Linked DNA regions of Homo sapiens: region 1 is linked to region 2. The links are chromatin loops, found by intact Hi-C in ENCODE. Cell type or tissue: heart right ventricle. All regions are shown on one strand. Links, peaks and the distances in the headings refer to the core of each region. The heading gives the core; the rest is flanking DNA. Region 1 has its middle 80 kb from the start of CNTLN. Region 2 has its middle 24 kb from the start of BNC2.

What was found. A loop is a pair of places that touch in the nucleus more often than their neighbours do. Peaks named below come from ENCODE experiments on the same cell type or tissue, not always from the same donor. Only the 100,000 strongest peaks of a DNase experiment are listed, where the experiment ranks them.
Region 1: a loop joins it to region 2, with 2.9 times the contacts of the local background. A loop is called at or near these places in 1 of 110 quality-filtered maps.

The regions. Positions count from the first base shown.
Region 1 is chr9:17,052,738-17,058,123 of GRCh38, reverse strand. It overlaps the pseudogene RN7SL720P. Among named protein-coding and RNA genes, the nearest start is that of CNTLN, 80 kb to the left of the region's middle. In heart right ventricle, for the core only: no CTCF peak of the experiment used is centred there; no DNase peak of the experiment used is centred there.
Region 2 is chr9:16,891,578-16,896,963 of GRCh38, reverse strand. No RefSeq gene overlaps it. Among named protein-coding and RNA genes, the nearest start is that of BNC2, 24 kb to the right of the region's middle. In heart right ventricle, for the core only: no CTCF peak of the experiment used is centred there; a DNase peak (open chromatin) is centred at 2,701.

The DNA of each region.
Region 1 (5,386 bases), core at 317-5,316, 160 kb before region 2:
CAGAGTACAGGCCAGAAAGTGGCTTTTTTGACCCACAAAAAATTTACCTTTATCCTTAAACACCAAGTATACAGGTATTGGTTGACTTCTCTATAGGTACAGTACGGCATTAATTTGCATTAAGAGCGCATACTTTGGTCCTAGATTGCCAGGTTCAAATTTCAGCTCTGCTGCTGACTAATAACAGGACTTTGGTCACAGTGCTTTGTGTTGCTCCACTTTGGTTTCCCTGTTAGTAAAACTGTGGTGACAATAGTGCTGGCCTCTTAGGGAGGTGATTAGAATTAAATGGGTAAATAGACTTACAGAATTAGGATCGTGCCAAGCACAGGAGAGGCACTATTACTGTGTTTCAACTCAGTCAGAGATGGCTTAGGGAATAATTATGCACAAGTCTAGCTAAATTAGTTATAGGCATATGCATTCTCCGTAAAATTATGCAGCCCAAATAAATTGTTAATAATAGTTTTTATTGTTGTGGGAAATTCTAGATGGGCTGTTAAGGGAATAAAGTGAAAAACTGGTCTGGACAAGAGAGGAAACCCAAAGAAGCAAACCTGGGAGGTCTAGGTAAAGTTCTCTGATTGGTGGTGGTGACGGGTGGGGGACAAACAGAGATGGGTGGTGATGGCTGGGGGACAAAAAGAGAAAATACCTGGAGTCTCAGGTATTTTCATCCCACCCCCACCTCCCTCATCTGTTGCCTCCCTCCGTGAGTCACTGCCAATCAGCTGATCTCCAAAGCAGCATAGGATTCCCCAGGCTACAGGCCATATATCCCCAGATTTCCATCTAGGGATAGCTTTGGGTCAGAGTCTGGAGACCAGTCATATGCATATAAAGTCAAAAAAATCAACATCCTATGGTCCAGTATAGTTGAAAGCAATAACCAGGCCAGGCGCAGTGGCTCACGCCTATAATCCCAGCACTGTGGGAGGCAGAGGCAGGAGGATCACCTGAGGCCAGGAGTTCGAGACCAGCCTGGCCAATATGGTGAAACCCCATCTCTACTAAAAATACAAAAAATTAGTTGGGTGTGGTGGTGGGCGCCTGTAATCCCAGCTACTCAGGAGGCTGATGCGGGAGAATCACTTGAACCTGGGAGGTGGAGGTTGCAATGAGCCAAGATCGTGCCACTGCACTCCAGCCTGGGCGACAGAGTGAGACACCGTCTCAAGGAAAAAAAAAAAGAAAGAAAGCAATAACAAAAAATGGACTTGTAGCATCACTACAGCTCCCACTGGGACTTCGCTCGGGAATGAAGTTTCTCTGATTATTTGTGAACCCCTTTTCCACCATCTACGACAATAATCTTACAGGTAACAATGCTCACTCTCATTAATATGTAAACTCCACATGCTTTATGTTATGTAATATTTCCACCAACCCTATGAGGAGTGTCTTTTCTCATTCCTGTCACAAGGCTCAGAAATATTAAGTTAGTTACCAAAAGTCACAGCAGATATAGAACTAAGATTTTTGAACAAGATCTCTGATTCCAAAGAAAACACCCTATAACCAAGACAATCCTAAGCAAAAAGAACAAAGCTGGAGGTATCATGCTACCTGACTTCAAACTATACTACAAGGCTACAGTAACCAAAACCACATGTACTGGTACCAAAACAGACACATTGACCAATGGAACAGAACAGAGACCTCAGAAATAATACCACATATCTACAACCATCCGATCTTCAACAAATCTCACAAAAACAAGCAATGAGGAAAGGATCTCCTATTCAATAAATGGTGCTGGGAAAACTGGTTGGCCATATGCAGGAAATTGAAACTGAATCCCTTCCTTAAACTTTATACAAAATTTAACTCAAGGTGGATTAAAGACCTAAATGTAAAACCCAAAACCATAAAAACCCTAGAAAAAAAGCCTAGGCAATACCATTCAGGACATAAACAAGGGTGAAGATTTCATGACAAAAACACCAAAAGCAATTGCAACAAAAGCCAAAATTGACAAATGGGATCTAATTAAAGAGCTTCTGCACAGCAAAAGAAACTATCATCAGAGTGAACAGGCAACCTACAGAATGGGAGAAAATTTTTGCCATCTACCCATCTGACAAAGGTCTAATATCCAGAATTTCCAAGGAACTTAAACAAATTTGCAAGAAAAAAACAACCCCATCAAAAAGTGGGCAAAGGATATGAACAGACACTTCTCAAAAGAAGACATTTACATGGCCAAAAAAACATGAAAAAAAAGCTCAAAATCACTGATCATTAGAGAAACGCAAATCAAAACTACAAGTAGATACCACCTCACGCCAGTCAGAATGGCAATTATTAAAAAGTCAAGAAACAATGGATCCTGGTGAAGCTGTGGAGAAATAGGAATGGTTTCACAGTGTTGGTGGGAATGTAAATTAGTTCAACCATTGTGGAAGACAGTATGGTGATTCCTCAAGGACCTATAACCAGAACTACCATTTGACCCAGCCATCCCATTACTGGGTATATACACAAAGGAATATAAATCATTCTACTATAAAGACACATGCACTTGTATGCTCACTGCAGCACTACTTACAATAGCAAAGTCATGGGACCAACTCAAATGCCCATCAGTGATAGACTGGATAAAGAAAATGTGGTACATATATACCATAGAATACTGCACAGCCATAAAAAGGAATGAGATTATGTCCTTTGCAGGGACATGGATGAAGGTGGAAGCCATCATCCTCAACAACTAACATAGGAACAGAAAACCAAACACCACTTATTCTCACTCATAAGTGGTAGTTGAACAATGAGAACACATGGACACAGGGAGGGGAACAATACACACCAGGCCCTGTTGGGGGTGGGGGCAAGGAAAGGGAACTTAGAGGATGGGTCAATAGGTGCAGTAAACAACCATGGCACATGTATACCTATGTAACAAACCTGCACGTTCTGCATAGGTATCCCGGAACTTAAAGTAAGATTAACAAAAATAAAAATTAGGCTTGGCATGGTGGCTCACACCTGAAATCCCAGCACGTTGGGAGGCTGAGGTGGGCAGATCACGAGGTCAAGAGATAGAGACCATCCTGGCCAACATGGTGAAACCGCATCTCTACTAAAAATACAAAAATCAGCTGGGCGTGGCAGCATGTGCCTTTCGTCCCAGCTGCTCGGGAGGCTGAGGCAGAAGAATCGCTTGAACCCGGGAGGCAGGGGTTGCAGTGAGCCAAGATCACACCACTGCACTCCAGCCTGGGCAACAGAGCGAGCCTCTGTCTCAAAAAAAAAAAAAAAAAAGAAAGAAAAAAAAAGAAGAAATCAAGATCTTAAAGAGAAAAAATAAGTAAGATTTCTGGTTCCTCTATTCTACCCAGTTACATAGATTAAGCTAAAATTCGTGTCTTCTCTCAAGACTTGAACAATTCTCCAAAGCTGTCATCCACTCCTATGACTCTCATACACATTGCACATTCCCCTTCTGGGGCACCTGTAAGACTGAATCATAATTATTTGAGTACAGGCTGTAAACAACTCAGTGTAGGACCAATGTCTAGTTATTTCTTATTTAGTGCTTAGAATAAAATGAATATTCAATAATTTTTATTTTGGCCAGTTGTGGTGGCTCAAACCTATAATCCCAATGCCTCAGGAGGCAGAGGTGGGAGGATCACTGGAAGCCAGGAGTTCGAGACCAGTCTGGACAACATAGTGAGATCCTGTCTCTACATTAAAAAAAAAAAAATTAGCCGGGTCTGGTGGCACATGCCTGTAATCCCAGCTACTCAGGAGGCTGAAGTGGGAGGACTGCTTGAGCCCAAGAGTTTGAGGTTGCAGTAAGTTACGATCACGTCACTACGTTCCAGCCTGGGTGATAGAGCGAGCCTCTGTCTCAAAAAATAGTAATAATAAAAAGAATAATTTAAATTAAAAATAATTTTTACTTTAATTACTTATAGAGGGGGTCTCACTGTGTTGCCCAGGCTGGCATGCTTTAGCTATTCACAGGTGTGATTCCAATACTGATCAGCAGGGGTGTTTTGACCTGTTCTGTTTCCAGCCTGGGCCAGTTCACCCCTCCTTAGGCAACCCAGTGGTCCCACTCCCCCAGAAGGTCCCCATATCGATGTCCAACTTAGTGCATTCACCCAATCAGCATAGTGCACTACAGCCCAGAACTCCTGGACTCAAGAGACCCTCCCAGCTCAGCCTCCTGAGGAGCTGTGACTACAGGCACTGCCACCTCCACCTCACCCGGCAATGTTGAATAATTTTTTTGTTTTTTTGAGACAGAGTCTCGCTTTGTCACCCAGGCTGGAGTGCAGTGGCTTGGTCTTGGCTCATTGCAACCTCTGCCTCCCGGGTTCAAGCAATTCTTCTGCCTCAGCTTCCTGAGTGGCTGGGATTAGAGGTGCCTGCCACCAAGCCTGGCTAATGTTTGTATTTTTAATAAAGACAGGGTTTCACCACATAGGCCAGGCTCGTCTGGAACTCCTGACCTCAGGTGATCTGCCCCGCTCGGCCTCCCAAAGTGCGGGGATGACAGGCATGAGCCACCGCACCTGGCCTGTTGAATAATTTTTGAACATGAATTAATAGGCAAACCATAGCAGGAAAAGTGATGACCTCTCTGAAACACTCATGTGGCTGATGCCCTCTGATCAGTTCACTCTGACTTCCATAGGAGTGCTTTGTGTGCAAATGAGATCTTGCTAATAAATTAAAATGTATGTCCATAGAGGGGCTATATTATGTCATGAGTAAGAGTTTGGGTTCTCATATCAATCCTGGCTTGAATCTCAACTCCATCCCTACTTAGCTTTGTAATTTTGGGAAATCACTTATCCAGATTTTAGTTTCCTCATTTACCAAATAGGTATATAATAATCCTTACATTTTATGGTTATTTTGAGGAATAAAGAAGCTAACACATGTGTAACTCACACGCCAGCTGAGGTCACCCTGCCTCATGAGATTAAAGATTTGCTTGAAGCCTTGCTCAAACACTTTGGAAAGTCCAACTCCCTCCAAAAAGAGTTCTGCACAATCCCATGGAGTTGATGTTCCCCTTTCCTGCCCACGACCTTCCTCCCTCTCGGTGGGTAAAGAGACAAGAGACAGGGTAGTAGGTGACTGGCAGCTAGTAGCAGGACTCTTACCAAGGAAGCTGCATGTGCAGTTAGGGGTCAGGGCACTCTCATTCTGGTAGGGGAGGAATGACTCCTTTCTCCTCTCCCTGCTTGCATAGGAAGTTTTAAAGTTTGGGCCTTCCAAGCTTCTGGGGAAGAATGAGGGACAGGCTGAAACCCATAAGAAGGGCTTAGCTTGGCTAGTAACCATGGCAACAGGGGAATGACTGTTGGGCCATGCCCATAGCTGCCTCCTTCCCAGTAAGCCCCTGAAGGAACCCTTGAAACTACCA
Region 2 (5,386 bases), core at 142-5,141:
CATGTGTCCTGCGGCTCTCCCAGAGGAGATAAGAAACAGAAGCTGTGTGGGGGTATAACGTCTTTCACTAGGGTGAGACTGAAATGGGGAGGGAGAGGTTGTGAGGTAAAGGCAGGTAATTAAAAACTGGCCTATGGGCTGGATGTGGTGGCTCACGCCTATAATCCCAGCACTTTGGGAGGCCGAGGAGGGTGGGATCACCTGAGGTCAGGAGTTCGAGACCAGCCTGGCCAACATGGCAAAACCCCATCTCTACTAAAAATACAAAAATTAGCCAGGCGTGGTGGCAGGCGCCTGTAATTCGAGCTACTCAGGAGGCTGAGGCAGCAGAATCGTTTGAACCCGGAGGTGGAGGTTGCACTAAGCTGAGATCGCACCACTGCACTCCAGCCTGGGCACCAGAGCAAGAGTGCATCTTAGGAAAAAAAGAAAAGAAAAGAAAAGAAAACTGGTCTACGGAAATCTGACTCTGAAGCATTCAGTTATTGGTTGGCATCTCCGTTTGTAGACAAAAGCAGCAGATCCAGCACTTGGGTTTTTTATTGCAAGTTTGAGGTCCTCACACAGGGGGCTTGAAGGGTTTTTATGGTTCAATTCATTCCAGTCTTGCACCTTAAAGTTGGTTCATCCCAGAGGGGTGACTGATGACCAGTTTTTTCTTTTCTTTTCTTTTGACACAGAGTCTCGCTCTGTCGCCCAGGCTAGAGTGCAATGGCGTGATCTCAGCTCACTATAACCTCTGCCTCTGGGTTCAAGTGATTCTGCTGCCTCAACCTCCCAAGTAGCTGGGATTACAGGTGTCTGTATCCTCAAGGTAACCAGCTTGGAGAACTTGCATCCTCAAGGTAACCAGCTTATGACAAATGAATTTATTTCTTATTAATGTTCTCGGTACTCCACATGCCAGTCACACCATATATGAGTTTCTTCTAGGATGGGTGAGTTGGCTGAGGCTGTACCCCTGAAATGAAGGAAAACCATGTGGGATAGTTGATTCTCTTTCTTTACCTCTAACTGTGCTCTGTAAGAATTCTCTTACTAGCAGCATCTTGCTGTATACAATCTGAATGTGGACGACTCATTTTAGTCTCTGCTCCAATACTGACTCCCTGGATCACACAGACCTGTCCAATATCTTGTACCTAGTTTCCCGAAGATTCTGAGAATAATAATGAGAGGCAATACATCTGAAAGCCTCTTGGAATAGACACATGTATACATAGTTTGCAGTTCAGACTGGTGTGTTTTTAGTGGCAGCATACCCTCTGCTGATCAAGCACATTAGTGGTCCATTACTGGAATCACATTTGGTGACATGCCAAGTGTCTTCTGATTTGACATCAAAGTGGTAGTGATAGCTTGAATGAGTGAACTAGCGTCTGTGAAGCTCCTTACCATGGAGATAACTGATTTTATACTAATATTTTCCTGTTTCCTTATTTGCTTTTGCTTTCCTTCCCAAGCAGCATATTTATTGTTGTTAACTTGGATCAGTTTTTGTGATCTTGGTATTAAGTGAGACAGCTATGTAAACAAGTTGCAAGCCATCATTAGTTTATCAGTAGAAGGATGTGTGGTCCATTGCCAAGATTCATTGATCTGTTTATTACGACCCTACCCAGTACAATTTTAGTGGCAATTTAAAAAATCGTCTTAGGGTTTCACTTGCAGAAGTCCACTGGTTCATTTATTAACCTACGTTTGAGGGATAGCTTGCTGTATAATCTTACCGGCATTATCATGACCGTTGTTATAATCCACTGCAGCCAGGGAGTAATATCCCAATTACATGTTCTATTGTTTCACTTGTGATATGAGAGCGATGCAAATTGTTGATGATAATTACGTTGATTTTCAGCAGTTTGCAAATTAGTAAATTAGTACATTTAGAAATATAAATATACCCAAAGGCTAATATGTGTGTTGGGACTAGTTAACAAGTATTTATTGAGTGCCTACAGTATGTGTGGTGGACTGTAATAGGCACAGTGGTAGAGATACCAGTGACGGCATAAAACAAACAAGGAACCTACCCTGGCTCAGGTTACAATTTGTGCTAGATAAAAATAAAAGTACCTTACTAATTGAGTTAGTCTGTTCTGGCAAGAAGCAACCCTGAAATGGCATAAAACAACAATTTATTAATTCCTACAATTCCGTGGGTTGGCTGGGCTGTTTACTGACTGGTTTTAGAGGATGACCAGTGGGAGAGTCGCTGGGTTGGAGAGGCTAGCCTCACTCACAGGAATGGCAGTTGGCGTTGGCTGTGGGCTGGGCATCTTGCTTCTTATTTTATTTATTTATTTATTTATTTATTTATTTATTTTCCCCCGAGATGGAGTCTTGCTCTGTCACCCAAGCTGGAGTGCAGTGGGGTGATCTCAGCTCACTGCAACCTTTGCCTCCCAGGTTCAAGCAATTCTCCTGCTACAGCCTCCCGAGTAGCTGGGATTACAGGCGTGCACCACCACACCCGGCTAATTTTTGTATTTTTAGTAGAGACGGGGTTTCACCATGTTGGCCAGGCTGGTCTTGAACTCCTGACCTTGTGATCTGCCCACCTCGGCCTCCCAAAGTGCTGGGATTACAGGTGTGAGCCACCGTGCCTGGCCATCTTGCTTCTTTTTTAAGTGGCCTCTCATCCTCTGGTAGGGTAGACCAGCCCCCTCACATGTTCTCAGGGCAATGCTCCAAGAGAGTGAAAGAGGAAGCTGCAAGGCCCGTTGAGGTCAAGCCTCGGGAATTGCTTAACATCACGTCTCCCACATTCTACTGATCAAAGCAAGACTTAAGGTCCACCCAGATTCACAGGATTGGAGAAACAGACTGCACCTCTTGATGAAAGTGGCAGAGAAGCCACATGGCAAAGATGAGGACATACCAGGATGGATGTGTTGGGGCTCAGGAAAGGATACCCCAAAATGCGGCATTTTGACATGTCGAACTAAAGACGCAGCCTTAAGGTGTCTCTGACCACCCCACCACATCACCCCTCAATCCTCTGCCTCTTCCAAAGCACAGGATGAGGCTGTTCTCTGAAATTCCCTTATCTAACAAAAAAACAGACCCGCCAAAGAATAACACAGTTGCCTTTAATCCTCCCCCTGAAATTTCACAAACCAGAGATGAAAATTCATATCAGAGAGGAACAGACTGATGATTTAACACTACACCTGGAACAAAGAGGAACTTTGTCTATTTTGAGCTCCCATTCATTTCCCAGGTAACTATATACTAACCATTCTCTGATCATTGGGCCCATTCATTCTACCTGAAAATCATTTACTACCCCCTCAAAATAACCACATTTGCCCCTTCTCCCTTTCCTCTATGAAAAAGGGTACATAAGCATCTGGAACCTATTTGGTTACTGGGTATCGTTCTCCTGTGATTCCCCATGCTTATGCACATTACATAAATTTGTAGGCCTTTTTCTCTATTAATCTGCCTATTGTCAGTTTTATTTCAAGGAACCTTTAGAGGGCAGAGAGGAAACTTTCCTCTGGCCTTACAGGTGGGTTTTGTTCCATGCTTTGCAAGCTACTACACTTGCTATGTAAAAACTAGTCCTTCACAGTGGTTGTTTTTGCATTTCAGAATTCCTATTTCATTGCTACAGATGATCAATATTGGGTCAAAACCCAGCTCTTCTCATACCTGAAGTTTATACAGGGTCCTTTTTCTTTTCTTTTCTTTTCTTTTTGAGACGGCGTCTCACTCTTGTTGCCCAGGCTGGAGTGCAATGGCGTGATCTCTGCTCACCACAACCTCTGCCTCCCGGGTTCAAGCAATTCTCCTGCCTCAGCCTTCCGAGCAGCTGGAATTACAGGTGCCTGCCACCATGCTCAGCTAATTTTTTGTATTTTTTAGTAGAGATGGGGTTTCTCCATGTTGGCCAGGCAGGTCTTGAACTCCTGACCTCAGGTGATCCACTCGCCTCGGCCTTCCAAAGTGCTGGGATTACAGGTGTAAACCACCACACCCAGCCACAGGGTCCTTTTTCTATATGTCAATTTAAGTTAGGCCAGACACAGTAGCTCACGCCTGTAATCTTGGGAGGCCTGTAATCTTGGGAGGCCAAGGTGGGCAGATGGCTTGAGCCCAGGTGTTCAAGACCAGCCTGTGCAACATGCGAGACACTGTCTTTACAAAAATAAATAAATAAATAAATAAATAAAAATTAGCTGGGAATGATGACACATGCCTGTAGTCCTAGTTTCTCAGGAGGCTAAGGTGGGAGGATCATCTGAGCCCAGGAGTTTGAGGTTACAGTGAACTATGGTCATGCCATTGCACTCCAGCCTGGGCAACAGAATGAGACTCTGTCTCTGAAAAAACGGTCTCACTCTCACTCATATCTCCCTCTCTGAATATTAGTGTTATCATTTTCCTCTATGTTCGAGAAATATTTTATCCACATATGTGCAAATACATAGAGATATTCCCTTTCTCTCCTTTTTTACACAAAAGGTAGCATACTACATATGCTGTTTTTCACCTTGCTTTTTTTCCTTATTATATCTTACTCCATTCAATATCTAAAGAGATTTGCATTCTCTTTTAGAGCTGCATAGTATTCCGTGGTATTCCATGTGCCATCACTTATTTATTCAGTATCCTATTGAATGGACGCTTAGATTGTTTTTCTGTCTTTTGCTATTTAAACAAAGCTACAGTGGATTACTATGTCGCTTTCCTCAAGTGGAAGTGTATCTGGAATTTCCTAGAAGCTCAAAGGATATATGCATTTCCAATTTTGAAAAATATTGCCAAATGGATTTCTCTAGCTGCTAAACCAATTTACACTTATAACAGTAATGTGTGAGTATGCCTGTTCCTCACACCCTTCATCAGGTATTATCAAATGGCTGTTATTTACGTTAGTATCTGTTATTACAAGTTGCTTTTCTACAATGCCTTAAAGTAGAAAAAACCCTGTAACATACTCTGGGTTTATACAATAGTGGGTTAAGTTTTATTACAGTAATTTCCCTGGTGATGACCTAGCGGCTCAAATGTCCTATATAACTTGCCTAGTGTCATGCAGCAGGTAAGGGTCAAAATCAGGTCTGGGGCCTTAAACTGCCAGTTTAAGGCATATACCCTAACATCAATATTGTCTTCTATTATGTAAAATATACATAATACGAAATTCACCATCTATGCCATTTTAAGTATACAGTTTAGTGGCAATAAGTTCTTTTCACACTGTTGTGCTCCTTTCACAACTATTCACCCACGGAACTCTTCATATTGTGAAAATTGAAACGCTGTACCTATTAAATAATAATTCTCGCCAGGCGTGGTGGCTCACGCCTGGAATCCCAGCACTTAGGGAAGTCCAGGCGGGTGGATCAACTGAGGTCGGGAGTTCGAGACCAGCCTG